2 separate regions of the Homo sapiens genome follow, and region 2 is linked to region 1. The links are chromatin contacts, found by Hi-C or POLR2A ChIA-PET in ENCODE. All regions are on one chromosome and are shown on one strand. Each heading gives the region's core, a stretch centred on a gene start or an enhancer-like site at or near the end of the contact. The rest is flanking DNA. Distances are from core to core; before and after follow the strand shown.

What was found. A loop is a pair of places that touch in the nucleus more often than their neighbours do. ChIA-PET counts read pairs that join two places held with the same protein, here RNA polymerase II (POLR2A). Pooled maps may share reads with other maps.
Region 2: POLR2A ChIA-PET joins it to region 1 with 10 read pairs in AG04450. The contact joins two enhancer-like sites. A Hi-C loop is called at or near these places in 4 of 50 pooled maps. POLR2A ChIA-PET finds 5 or more read pairs at or near these places in 2 of 52 experiments (AG04450 and H1).

What each region holds. Positions count from the first base shown.
Region 1 is chr11:111,818,287-111,824,976 of GRCh38, forward strand. All of the region lies in intron 13 of ALG9 (ALG9 alpha-1,2-mannosyltransferase), which reads right to left. Among named protein-coding and RNA genes, the nearest start is that of ALG9, 50 kb to the right of the region's middle. Within about 2 kb of position 1,630, at least 12 of the 41 ENCODE cell types and tissues checked have a DNase peak (open chromatin) inside an H3K27ac peak, as active enhancers do.
Region 2 is chr11:111,692,010-111,698,927 of GRCh38, forward strand. The region is part of intron 4 of SIK2 (salt inducible kinase 2); the gene reads left to right. It also overlaps a transcript of PPP2R1B not described here. Among named protein-coding and RNA genes, the nearest start is that of PPP2R1B, 71 kb to the right of the region's middle. RefSeq lists an enhancer at 613-1,126. Within about 2 kb of position 3,027, at least 3 of the 41 ENCODE cell types and tissues checked have a DNase peak (open chromatin) inside an H3K27ac peak, as active enhancers do.

The DNA.
Region 1 (6,690 bases), core at 380-2,879:
ATTTCATCATTATGTGAACATCATAGAGTGTATTTACACAGAGCTAGACAGTATAGCCTATGACACACCTAGGCTGTATGGTGTAGCCATAATAATCTTGTGGGACCACCATCAAACATGCAGTCTGCCCTAGATCAAAGTGTCACTGAGCAGCACACAACTGTAACTGAAAGAAGACCAATATGACTAAAATACTGAGTTAGAGAACTGTTTTCTGTTCCTACTCGTGGAACATTCCCTGTTGTCCCCTCATAAATTCCTACTCATCCTTCAGATTTCAGCTAAAAATGATTTCCTTAAGAAAGACTTCACTGACCTCTTAAACTAGGACAGGGCCTAAATTACATGCTCTTATAGCAACCAGTACTTCTCAAAACATTTTACAATTATATTCTATTAATTAATTGGGAAATTCATTGTAAGCTCCATAAAATCTGGGGCTGTGTCTATCTCATTCATTCTTCTATGCCAAAAACCTAGCACAGTACAAAACATACAGTAGGTCCTAAGTAAATGTCTACTTAACAAATACATGAAGAATGCATGAAAAAAAGGGAGAGGAAGTGAAGGAGGGAAGAAAAGGTAAAAGAGCAGAAGAGAGACAAAAAACAAACAGAGAGGGCCAAAGACCACAGATAAAGCTGAGAAGATGCCCGTAGCACTGGGCAGAAGAAAGAAGTGGAAGCAGCCAAGGATGAAGGGAACCAGAAGACAGGACATAGAAGAATCAAAGAAGTACACAGTTTTGAAAATCTGGGTGAAGAGTAGATTTCAAATGCTACAGAAACACTATGGGGATCTGAAGACTGAGAAAAGGCAACAGGAGGAATGGGTTCAATGGTTGTATCAAATAATTTTATCACAGTTTAGAATGCCATGTGGGGACAAGGAAAGAACTAATAGTCCAACCTCCTATTCTCAGTGACCTTCTCTGCTGTCTATCCAGCTGCCTGAGCCAAAGCCCCACAAGTCCTAAGACAGGAAGGATGTGAAGTTGCATTCAATCATCTATCAGCTGGAAATGACAATGACGCAAGTAGCTGTAAAAATAGAGATCTCTGGCAAGGGCCAACATGAGGTTCAGGGAACATCACAGAGAAACCATCTCCACACAGAAGACAGATCTTATTTCTCATATGTCACTGAAAATCCTCTGGTAAACAACTGTCATCATGAATCCTCTAAGAGTCCAAGGGGATAATGTGAAAGATCAATCTAAATCAACTGCCCTGTAAACTCCTAGGCAAGTGGGAGGATTAAAGCTGAAAAAACTGTTTAGACAGTTTGCCCACAGCTAAGTAAAATTTGGTCATAACTGAGACTATCCAGCAGCCACAATGGCTGACATATGTTATTAATTTAATACTTAGCTTTTAAGCAGCATTCAGAATGTCTTCCTTCCAAACACATAATAAATTCTGATTCATCACATCTCCTCAAATCCCTCTGTGAGCAACTGCAGCAAGGCCCAAGCCTTCTTATAGCTGAACCTTGTAAGCTCTGTGAAGGCAAGAACTGAATCTGTCTTTATAAGCACAATACACCTGGTGCCTGGTACAGTACCTGGCATATCTCAGGCAGTCAAAAAGTATTTGCGGAAGGAAAGAATGGTGACCAGCCACACCAGGATGCTGGACAACTTCCAACACCACGCTGTTCAAAACTATGACCAGCTTATTTGTAAGTGCCAAGAATTTCTTCCCTTAGCTTCTAGCCCCTGGAGGACAATCTATTTCCTCCATAATACCATACAATAAAGATCACATCATATCGTAATAAATCTACTAAACAAAATCAAGGTGCTGGTGTCTGGTAAGGGCCTTCTCACTGTGCCATCAAAATATATGACTCTATTCAGATCCATGACTGCATTCCTGCTATTGGGAAAGGGATTACAGAATCCAAAGGAAATAAACAGAAGAATCACACTTAAGAGCAACTGTCTTAGTCCAATCTGTGTTGCTATAACAGAATATCTGAGACAGGATAATTTATAAAGAAAAGAAATTTACTTCCTTACAGTTCTGGAGGCTGATGAGTACAAAATCAAGGTGCCGGCGCCTGGTAAGGGCCTTCTTACTGTGCCATCTCATGGCAGAAGGCAGCACATGGCAGAAGGGCAAAGACAGGGCAAGAGACAGCAAGAAGGGGATGAACTCATTGTTTTACAAGGCACTGACTCTCGAGATAAACCACTCCGGCAATAATGGCATTAATCTATTCATGAGGGCAGATGTCCCATGACCCAAACACCTTCCATTAGGTGCCACCTCCTAACACTGACAAATTGGGGATCAAGTTCCCAATACATGAACTTTGGGGGACACAAACCATAGCATTAACTCAAATTCCCAATTGGTATTTCTTGCCTTTCTCAATTCACAGACAAGATGTTAGAGATAATCAAGTCCAGTTCTGCAACCTTCCAGAACTTTCTGCATGTAAAGAAGTTCTAAGATGTTTTTTGACTCCATTTTAGCCACAACTTTTTTACTATAAAAAATACAAATGTAGGGCCAGGTATTGTGGCTCACACCTGTAATCCTTTGGGAAGCTAAGGTAGGAGGATCACTTAAGGCCAGGGTTCAAGACCAGCCTGGGAACATAGTGAGACCCTGTCTCCAAACACGCGCGCACACACACACACACACACACACACACAAGCCAGGTATGGTGGTGTGCACCTGTAATCCTCATTACTCGGGAGGCTGAGGTGGTAGGATTGCTTGATATCAGGAATTTGAAACTGCAGTGAGCTATGATTGCACAATTGCACTCCAGCCTGGGCAAGAGTGCGAGACCTTGTCTCTAAAAATAAAATTTTTTAAAAAGTAAAAAGAAATCCTATTGCATATGCTCTACATATTTGAAAATGGATTATCAGTATTTTTTTCCTATAAGGTCCTACTTTCATGCTCTGTATTTGTACAAGATCAAGTGGGCTTTTCCCCTTCTGCTCCACGGGAGGCTTCTGTCCTCCTTGAGCTCACCTTAACACACCTGCATTACTGTTTGACAGGTGTACTGCCCCAGTCAAACATCCTACTTGGCACTGTCCCCAGAGCAGCACCAAAAGCCAGAGCCCCTTGGAGATCATCCCCAACCCCTGGGGCCTCCTGCTTATTCTACATTTCTCATGTCTCTCTACCATGCCAGACTAGAGTCAAGCTCGACAGGGTCTTCTTTTCCCAATGACTCCGCCAAGCCCATTCCCTTGGCTGTAGTTTTGCTGAATCATAGGTAGGAACAGTGGGAATCTGTTCTTACAGAAATGGTCCACTCATGTGTGTCACTAATGAGATGACGAGGCATTTGGCTAAGAGTCATAGTGACTTCCGCTGTTTCCCCAGGCTTCTTTTTTTTTTTTGAGATAGAGTCTCGCTCTGTTGCCCAGGCTGGAGTACAGTGGCACGATCTCGGCTCACTGCAAGCTCCACCTCCCGGGTTCACGCCATTCTCCTGCCTCAGCCTCCTGAGTAGCTGGGACTACAGGCGCCTGTCACCACGCCCAGCTAATTTTTGTATTTTCAGTAGAGACGAGGTTTCACCGTGTTAGCCAGGATGGTCTCAATCTCCTGACCTTGTGATCCGCCTGCCTCGGCCTCCGAAAGTGCTGGGATTACAGGTGTGAGCCACCACGCCCGGCTACCCAGGCTTCTCTGAATTTCTTCACTTTGACATTCAGAGCACTGGGCAGAAATCACACTGCATTAATACCCACTTGAGGGACTTCGAGATAGATACAGGTTATATCAACAAGCACCCATAAAACAAACATTAGAAGTGGCTAATGCTCCAAAATGACAGCAATAGAAAAACAGACTATAATAATGCTCTGTGCTGGGCCCAGTGGCTCAAACCTGTAAACCTAGCACTTTGGGAGGCCAAGGTGGGCAGATTGCTTGAGCCCATGAGTTTGAGTCCAGCAATGGGCAGCAGGGTGAAACCCCTGTCTCTACAAAAAATACAAAAATTAGCCAGGCACGGTGGCACGTGCCTGTAGTTCCAGCTACTCGAGAGGCTGAGGCAGGAGGATCGCTTAAGCCTGGGAGGTCAAGGTTGCAGTGAGCTGTGTTCGCACCACTGCACTCTAGTCTGGGTGACAAAGCACAACTCAGTCTCAAAAAAAAAAAAAAAAAAAAAGGCCAGGTGCTGTGGCTCACACCTGTAATTGTAACACTTTGGGAGGCCAAGGTGGGCAGACTGCTTGAGCCTAGGAGTTTAAGACCAACCTGGGCAAAATAGTGAGACCTCGTCTCTACAAAAAATACAAAAATTTAGCTGGGTGTGGTGGTGTGCACCTGTAGTCCCAGCTACTCAGGAGGGCGAGGTGGGAGAATCACCTGAGTCCAGGAAGTTGAGACTGTAGTGAGCCATGATCATGCCACTGCACTCCAGCCTGGGTGACAATGCAACACCGTCTCAAAAAACAAAATAAACAAACAAAAAAAACAGGCCAGACACAGTGGCTCACGCCTGCAATCCCAGCACTTTGGGAGGCTGAGGTGGGCAGATCACCTGAGGTTGGGAGTTCAAGACCAGCCTGACCAACATGGAGAAACCTCGTCTCTACTAAAAATACAACAAATTAGCTGGGCACGGTGGCACATTCCTGTAATCCCAGCTACTCAGGAGGCTGAGGCGGGAGAATCGCTTGAACCCGGGAGGCGGAGATTGCAGTGAGCCGAGATCACACCATTGCCCTCCAGCCTGGGCAACAAAACTGAAACTCTGTCTCAAAAACAAAAATAAAAAAGAAGCTCTGTATTTTCTGCCTCCGACTAAGTGCTCTTTTTATTTAAATCTAGCTAATATTTTCATTTGCATCAGGAAATGGGACCGCTGAATATTCTGCCTCTAGCTCTGTGATTTAGGGAAGTAGCTTAACCTAGGCTCAGAGATTTTACCACCTTTCCAAAAGGTTTGGAGTGCAAACCACTAAGATCCCTCTCAACTCTAGAGAAAGCAATTCCTCAACTCTAGAGAAAGCAACTGTAGAGAAAGCAATTTCCTCACAATTGCAAATATACTCCCCTTTGCTGATTCTACTCTTCTCTAAACTACTGCTGCTCATCATTACATACATTTCCATATTAAAAGCCCTGTGCTGGAGGTAACAAATATACAGGATTTGCTTTTACACTGCCAAGTCTTGAGCAATTAGAAAGTCTATGTCTTGCTTTTAGTACTGAACACAGTTACATTTGTGACTGAACGTGTCACAAATGGCAAAGGCAAAATAAGATCATTCAATTCTCTCAATTTGTTGATGTCAAGGAGCTATTTAAAGCCAATGTTAAATATGGAAAGGTTACAGAAATTTTGTGGGCTTACATGCCTGAAAAATTCTGAATTTTTACAGTGCTTCTTCATCTCTAAGAGCTTTAGCAATATAAAAAGTCTGACTTGGGAAAAGGTCACATGTCTTATCTACAGAGCCTAGATCACCACACAGATCTATCCTGAAGTTAGGTGATGGTAAATAAAGAAAGCTCCAATGGTTGTTTCCCTTCCCACTGTTCACATTCCACATCACCAATCAATTGTGGCACTCTTCCACTGAGCTTGGATTCAATGTCATCATGCTCTTTCATCCCAGGCTCCAGTAAGCCACTACCAATTGATGAGAGGTGTTATGTGAATTGCAACTATTTGTCCCCCTTGTGAAATCAGTACATAAGGGTGAACACCCAGGATGGTGGTACTGCAACTCAGTGAAGCCCAACTGGATGATATCTCTTAGTTCTCAACAACATATCTCAAAATAAACAAACTACTTTATACAAAAATGCAGATTTAGAAATCTGAGAAATCATGGGAGATCGCTTGATTTCTTCTGTTTTACAATAACAAATTCTGGGTTTCTTTCATAAATCGGACTTTTAAAATATCAGTGTATATAAAATATTTTAAGAATGCATCTATGATACAGAATGAAATTCACTAGTATTTATGACTAAAGTCACTATCACTGCCACCATTAAGAAAGTCCTGTTAAGTACTAAATTAGGAAACAAAAGAAAAATCACACAAATTTTAGAGAATTTCTACTTTGGAGTTAAGTCGACATATATACAAATAGTCACCATTTTTGTCAAAATCTCCATTTTTTTCTTTACGGGTTGTATATTGTTATTACAGTTTAAAAGGGGACCAGAGGAAGACAAATACATGGATAGATATCTTCCCTTTAGGAGCTTCCAACTTATGATGGACAATATCAGATGTATAAACTTTGAGTGGCATTCAGCCAATAGAATAAAGCCATTATACCAAAGCGTAAGTAAAAAGTAATGGGAAGTTAATTTTCAATTATCCAGAGTTGGCAAAACATGCTTATAAAATCTTTTCCTACCGTAATTTCTGTGCTTAATCAGTTAGTTTGCATTATTATCAGTTCCTGCTATATACTTTACAATCTAAGAAGAGGGAATGTCTTTTTAAACGCAAACCTTTTCACAGTTATTTTCATCACCCATTCAGAAGAATATAAATTCAATAGATAAAGTTCTACCCAGGTTAATATTTGCATCAACCTATGAAATTTTATTAAGTTGCATGAGGAAGGCATGGCTCCCAGGCTTTGAATTAGTTTCCATAAATGACCCTGAACAGAGAATTCGGAAACATCTGTGTGAAATAGACCTATCATAGCTAAAAGAAAAGTATTCCATCTTCCTGCAACATATC
Region 2 (6,918 bases), core at 1,777-4,276, 120 kb before region 1:
ACAAGAAGGTATTTGTGGCAGGATTGGGGATCGGGGAGACAGAGAAAGAAAGAGGGAGAGGCCAGGCTCGGTGGCTTATGCCTGTAATCCTAGCACTTTGGGAGGCCAAGACGGGCAGATTGCCTGAGCTCAGGAGTTCGAGACCAGCCTGGGCAACATGGTGAAACCTCGTCTCTACTAAAATACAGAAAATTAGCCAGGAATGGCAGCATGCGCCTGTAGTCCCAGCTACTCCGGAGGCTGAGGCAGGAGAATTGCTTGAACCCAGGAGGTGGAGGTTGCAGTGAGCTGAGATCCTGCCACTGCACTCCAGCCTAGGCAACAGAGCGAGACTCAGTCTCAAAAAAAAAAAAAAAAAAAAAAAAAAAAAAAAAAAAAACACAAAAAGGAGAGAGGGAGAGAGAGAGATAGAGATCGAGGCTGGGGTATCTGCCTCAAGCAGATGGATCCACACATGCAAAGGCTGAGAGGCCAGAGCGAATTGGAGTGGTAAGGAAACTGCAGGTATTAGCCAGTGAGAATGATAGGAAAAAAGCCAGGAGAGGCGGGCATGGGCCAGATCATTCACGTGCTATAAAGTGTTTAGATGGATTCCAATGTCTTTAAAGAATTTCTCTAGGATATTTATTTTTATCTGTAAATTTTATAACTTCTTGATGGCCCTGATTTTCTTTAAGGATCATCTTCTTATCTCTGAGAACTCTTAAATCTTAATGGAATCTAACACATGGGAAAAATAGGGCTCTGTGGGAAGAAATTACAAGAACCCTTACAAAGTTATTCCCTCAAATTATACTTTTTTCTGGGTTTTTTTTTTGGCTTATGAAAATCTCTTTAATTGCAAAATAAGCTGAATAAATGAACTGCTTTAGCCATCTTGTATATTGAAATTGAAGAGAAGCACAAAATTAAAATATTTTTGTGTTTATAAAACAAAATGGAATAGAAGTATCAAACATGGTTCATTTTAATAAATAACAGAAACATGGCTTTGAGATCAGTTTCCAGGTTTTGTTTTCCCCGTGGGTAAAAACTTGAGACAGGCCGGGCGCAGTGGCTCACGCCTGTAATCCCAGCACTTTGAGGGGCCAAGGTGGGCGGATCACGAGGGCAGGATTTCGAGACCATCCTGGCCAACATGGTGAAACCCCGTCTCTACTAAAAATACAAAAATTAGCTGGGCATGGTGGTGCATGCCTGTAATCCCAGCTACTCAGGAGGCTGAGGCAGGAGAGAATCGCTTGAACCAGGGAGTCAGAGGTTGCAGTGAGCCGAGATTGTGCCACTGCCCTCCAGCCTGGTGACAGAGGAGACTCCGTCTCAAAAAAAAAAAAAAAACTTGAGACACTAATGAGCCATGGATTCACCCACACCAGTGTGTACTCATTGCCTCAACCATGAGACCTGCAACCTTTGTAAAAAGTGAGTGTGAGGACATTCACAGTAGGAGGCTGAATGCAAATACTGGCTTTCAGTAGTTTTAGTAATTGCAGTACTATTTCCACCTGTTTTGGCCCTGGCTGTTCAGGCATTAAGTTGAGAATAAAATAGATGAGGAATATTTAGTTTTATTCTCCAACTTTCCCAATCTAAAATGTTTATAATAAATACTTAAATAAGGATAAAAATCTATGAATTAATCACACGTCAAACAGGGCTTCATGTAGAGTACTGAGTTGAGTAGCAGTGCTGGTGCAAATTCTGTCTGTGCCACTTAGTAGCTATAACCTTGGGCCGATTATTTACACTTTCTAGGCCTGAGTTTCCATATCTATTAAATACAAATCTGTTTTTCAGGAACAGATTATAGGGATTGGTGATAATATTGGAGACAGGGAGTCGATGTAGGGTAATAGGTCAGAGTATGGGCTGTGTAGTCAGGATACCTGAGTTTGAATCCTATCTCTGCCACTTACTAGCTTTGTGACCTTGACCACGTTTCCTGACTTCTCTCTTCTCAGTTTCCTTATCTGTAAAGGGAGAGTGATAAAAGTTCATATCTCATAGTGATTATTACTTGAGTTGATATTTGTAGGGTACTTAGAACAGTGCCCGGCACACAGTGCTAGTTAACTGTTTGTTAAATAAATTGTTAGATAAAGCTCCTGGCACCATGTAAACACTCAATACAAGGTAGCTATTATTTGTATTCAATGTATAATTGATTCCCTGTGAAAACAAAGCCTTAAAATTTTAATAGCCATATAACCCTCTCGGCATGTTTTTTTAATTAACTAAGGCTTTAAAGCCTTATTAATACAAACCTTTTAGGACCAAGGAAAGTTTTTCACATATTCTCAATTGTCTCTGGTTGATGCAACTTAATTTTTTGCTGAGAGAGACCTTAAATGTAATTAGTATTGTATAATTAGCCTGATTAATCTGACCTGTACATCACGAGTCACTTGTCTTTAGCCCAAGAGGAATGCTTCCTTTCTGATTTGAGGCAGTGGCCCATCATTGCTTCTAGCAACCTTCCTACTTACTAGATGACCTTGAGTCAAGGTTTCTGTATATATGATTTCAGATTTGTCCCCTAGAACTGAAAAAGGGTAGGAGAGGCAAAGATAGGAAAAATATTTTTTAAAAATTTTTAAGTATTTTATTTTTATTGGGAAAATATTTATTGTAAGTCTTCCATTTGTTATCCTTCTGCCACTAGCATTACGTAAAAAGTAAAAAGAGCTTTACATCAAAAAGCACAATGAAACTTTGTATCCTTAAGTCCTACTTAGCATTCCACAGTAAGCTGGGAATATGGAAGATGGCTCAAAGGGTTTGGTTTGATTTGATTTTTTTTTCCCTCTTCATTTCTCTTCCCCTTCATTTAAGCTAAGGAAGATTATTTATTTGCTTCTTAGCTCATTGAACTCTCTGACTGGACAAATAGATGTCTTACATTGGTCAGCAGGATCACATTTCATCTCAACTGTGATGATTGTTCCCTTCCCTCCTGTCAGATGGGAGAGTGACTGATGTTTGGAAATGAACTGTGCAACTGACCTTTTCGTGCTGGTGGGCAACAAAGTATGCATTGACGTCAGTGTTGGCCGATCCACATTCAGTTTGTGCAATGGGTCAGCTTCATCTCTATCACTCTCCACCTCTCATTTGTCAGCTTTCATTTCCTCATAATTGTCTTCTTCACTCCTATTATAATTACAAAGGATGTGTAACTCTTCATCGAGGCTGGGTAGCTGAATTCTGCTGGTAATTTTAGAAACAAGGATAAATTTAACCCTAAAGCCATCTGCTGCTCTGTAGGAGGATTTTTTAAATTATAAATTAGACATTATAACACACTGCTGGAGATTAAAAATTGCCTCAGTGGTGTTGATTCCTAGAAATCATTTACTTTTCCTTAGCTTGAAGATTGGTTTTCAATGTTTTGTGTGCTTTTTTCCTGTTTTAAAAAAAAGGACTTAGTTTAACCTAACGATTTTCTTATTTAATCTCCTATTTAAATAAAAAACCTAAAAGTATTTAGCAAGTGTAATCTTTTGCAACAGTAAACATTGACAAACTGTTTAAATCTTATGTATATTTTTCACCGCCTCTGTTTTATTCTGTTTTCTGGCTAGTCAAAAAGTGGTCTGGAGACCAGCAGCATGAGCATCACATCAGAGCTTGTTACAAATGCAGAATCTGAGGCCCATCCCTAAATGTACTGAGTCAGAATCTGCACTTTAGCAGTTTCCCCAGGTGATTTATATACATGTTAGTATTTGATTTATTTCATTATTTCATTCCAACAAACAGAATTCTCCATTTTGTATTTGGTTCCCATTAGACAACAATCATCAGAGTTAGCTTATTTACTCTATGCAAGACCCTCTTATTCCTAAAACATTGTGCCTTTGCTAATGATGTTTGGGCACTGATAATTTATATAATTTAGTGATGACAGTGATAATGGTTTTTGTTAGGACCATATAGGTCAGTCAGTCAACTTTCAAAATACAGAGCAGAAAACAATAGCAGCTCTAGGGCTGTGTTCAGATATATCCTTGGTCTGCTGCGGCTGGTTAATTAAGTAAGAGACAGAGGACTCAGCTTTTGAGGCCTAGTTGATTTTCATGAGAGTCGATAACTGATCTGTAATTAAAGACTCTACCCCTAATCCTCTTCTATAAATATTTCAGGCCATATAGAACCCAGGTGAGAGAATATGAATACAAATTGGAGAAGACTAAGGAATCATGAGGCTAAATGCAATGTGGAATCCCTGAACTGAAAAGGAACATGTGACAAAACTCATGAAATGTTAAGTCTGTAGTTTAATTAATAGTAGTGAATCAGTGTTTTGATAATTGAAGCTTAGTTTTGATAATTATACTGTAGGTATGTAAAATGTTAACATTAGAGGAAGCTGGGTGAAGGGTATGGGGAATTCTGAATTTACTGTTGCAACTCTTCTATAAATCTAAAAGTATTTCAAAATTAAAAGTTTAAAAAAGTCAAAATGAAGCCACGTGGCATGGCATAAATGTTTTGTTTATAATAGCAAGCAGAATGTCTGAGGAACATAGCCATAGTTTTAGGTATTAACCTGCATATCACAATTAGAGAAGACATTAAACTAGAAAGATGTTTGCTTTCTAGCAGGGCTAGGCTGGATCTGAGTCTGGTAGAGAGAGAGACGAATGCCCAAGTGATTGTTTTCATAATGTTTTCCAAAAGTCAGATGATGATGTGGAGTCTTATTATTTTGTGTTGTTGCAAGACTTCTGTGTTTGTACAGTGGTTGACATGTGTATGGAATGCTGATGTTTAATGAAGGAATGAATGAATGTGGTTAGTATGATGAAGCATGAGTATAGTCCATTTCATTTGAATAAATGGCAGTAAGAAATAAATCCTGCATTTTCACATTTCATTCCCCCCCTACTCACCTCCCACTTCACTATATGCATTTAGGCAGAAAGCTGCAGACTGGGTGAAGCAAGTTATCCAGATTCCTGTGAAGAAATTAAAAGGCTCTTATTTTTAAGTGTCTTTTGCTGCCACTTTTTAACCCTGACAATTATTAACTTCTTCAAAAATAACTATTTTTGACATGCCAGTGAGAGACATAAAGGTGGTGGTTAACAATGAAGGCTCGAAGTAGTTAAACTTGGTTTCTATTCCACTGCTGCAACTTAGTAGCTAGCTGTATAACCTCTGGCAAAATACTTAACTTTATACCCTCACTTTCTCCTAAAATAAGGATACTTCATAGAACTAAGAAGAAATTATCTTCAGAGAGTTTAAATCAGCTCCTGTCACATAGTAAAGCACTTTTAAGAGGTGGGAACAACATATTCATCTAGCAGATCTTTATCGAGCAGCTGTTGTCTGCAGATGATATGCTGAGAGCTGGGAGTACAGAATGTTGTCCCCCATTCCCTGCTCCCGAGGAACTTAGTCTGATGGGATAGACAGATAAGTAAAATAATAAATAATAATAGCAATGATAGCTTCTGTTTATTGACTACCTACTATGTTTCAATCGCAATATAATATCTATTTCTATTAATTCAACTACTTCATGAAATGTAAGTGTTGTCCCTATTTTTCAAATGAGGAAACCAAGGCTCTAAGAAGTTAAGTAATTTGTCCAAGATTGCATAGCTAATAGAAAACCCAGGATTTGATCCCCAATCTGCCTAACACCAAAGTCTTCCTTAACCCATTCTTCAGATGATTACAAATACAGTGTTTGGCAGAGGGCAGTGGCTCACACCTGTAATCCCAGCACTTTGGGTGCTGAGGCAGGAGGGTCACTTGAGCCGAGGAGTTTAAGACCAGCCTACACAACATAGTGAGACCTTGTCTCTACCCAAAAAAAGGAAAAGAAAAAAGGAAAAAAAAATTAGCCAGGCATGGTGGCGTGAGTCTATGGTCCCAGCTGCTTGGAAGGCTGAGGCAAAAAGATCACTTGAGCCTGGGAGATGAAGGCTACAATGAGCTGTGATTCACACCACTGCCCTCCAGCCTGGGCAACAGAGCAAGACCAGTCTCAAAAGAATATATAAATATAACATTTGAAGTGCTTTGACAAGGTTATAGAAGACCTCAGCACATGTAATATTGTAACAGCTTAGTGAGCCTGTCTTTCAGTGTTTCTTTTAATATCCCTATAGACCCAAGTTTCTATATTCATATTACCTACAGAAAATAGAAATAACTGCTTAGTACCACTCCTCCTGTAAGCAAACAGGAAGCTTTCTTTGTGCTAGATTTGTAAAGCAGAGGTTGAAACTGGGCTACCACGGGTCCAGAGAAGTGTTCCCAGCTCTTGTTCTCTTGCCTGTGAAGTGTACTATGAGAGCCTAAGGCAATAAAGAGGCCAGGCCACCTTCTTGACAGGCCTCTGTCCCATTCACTCCTTTGAGTTTATTTCACCAGCTGTGGGGAAGTTCAGAATGAAGTGGCTCTATAAGGGCTCCTGGAGACATTAAAACTTACCAATGGGCCAGGTGGTGGCTCACACCTGTAATCCCAGCACTTTGGGAGGCCACAGCGGGTGGATTGCGTCAGCCCAGGAGTTGGAGACCAGCCTGGGAAACATGGCAAATCCCTGTCTCTACTAAAAATACAAAAATTAGCCTGGTGTGGTGGAGCACACCTGTGCTACTCAGGAGGTTGAGGTGCGAGGACTGCAGTGAGCTGAGATCGTGCCATTGCACTCTAGCCTGGGCAACAGAGCAAGACCCTATCTCAAAAAAGAAAAGAAAGAAAGAAAAACAACCTTACCAGTGCTATTTGGAGAGTATCCTCAATTTACAGGCACTAAAACTCATCCTGTGATTATGGTTTAAAGTGCAGCAATTATTGTATGTATTTCAGGATCTCTGAACACACATCCGAGAGCTTCTTGTGCTGCTTTATCCTGTGAGTGAAATTAACATTTGAACATAGTCCTTGACTCATTTAACA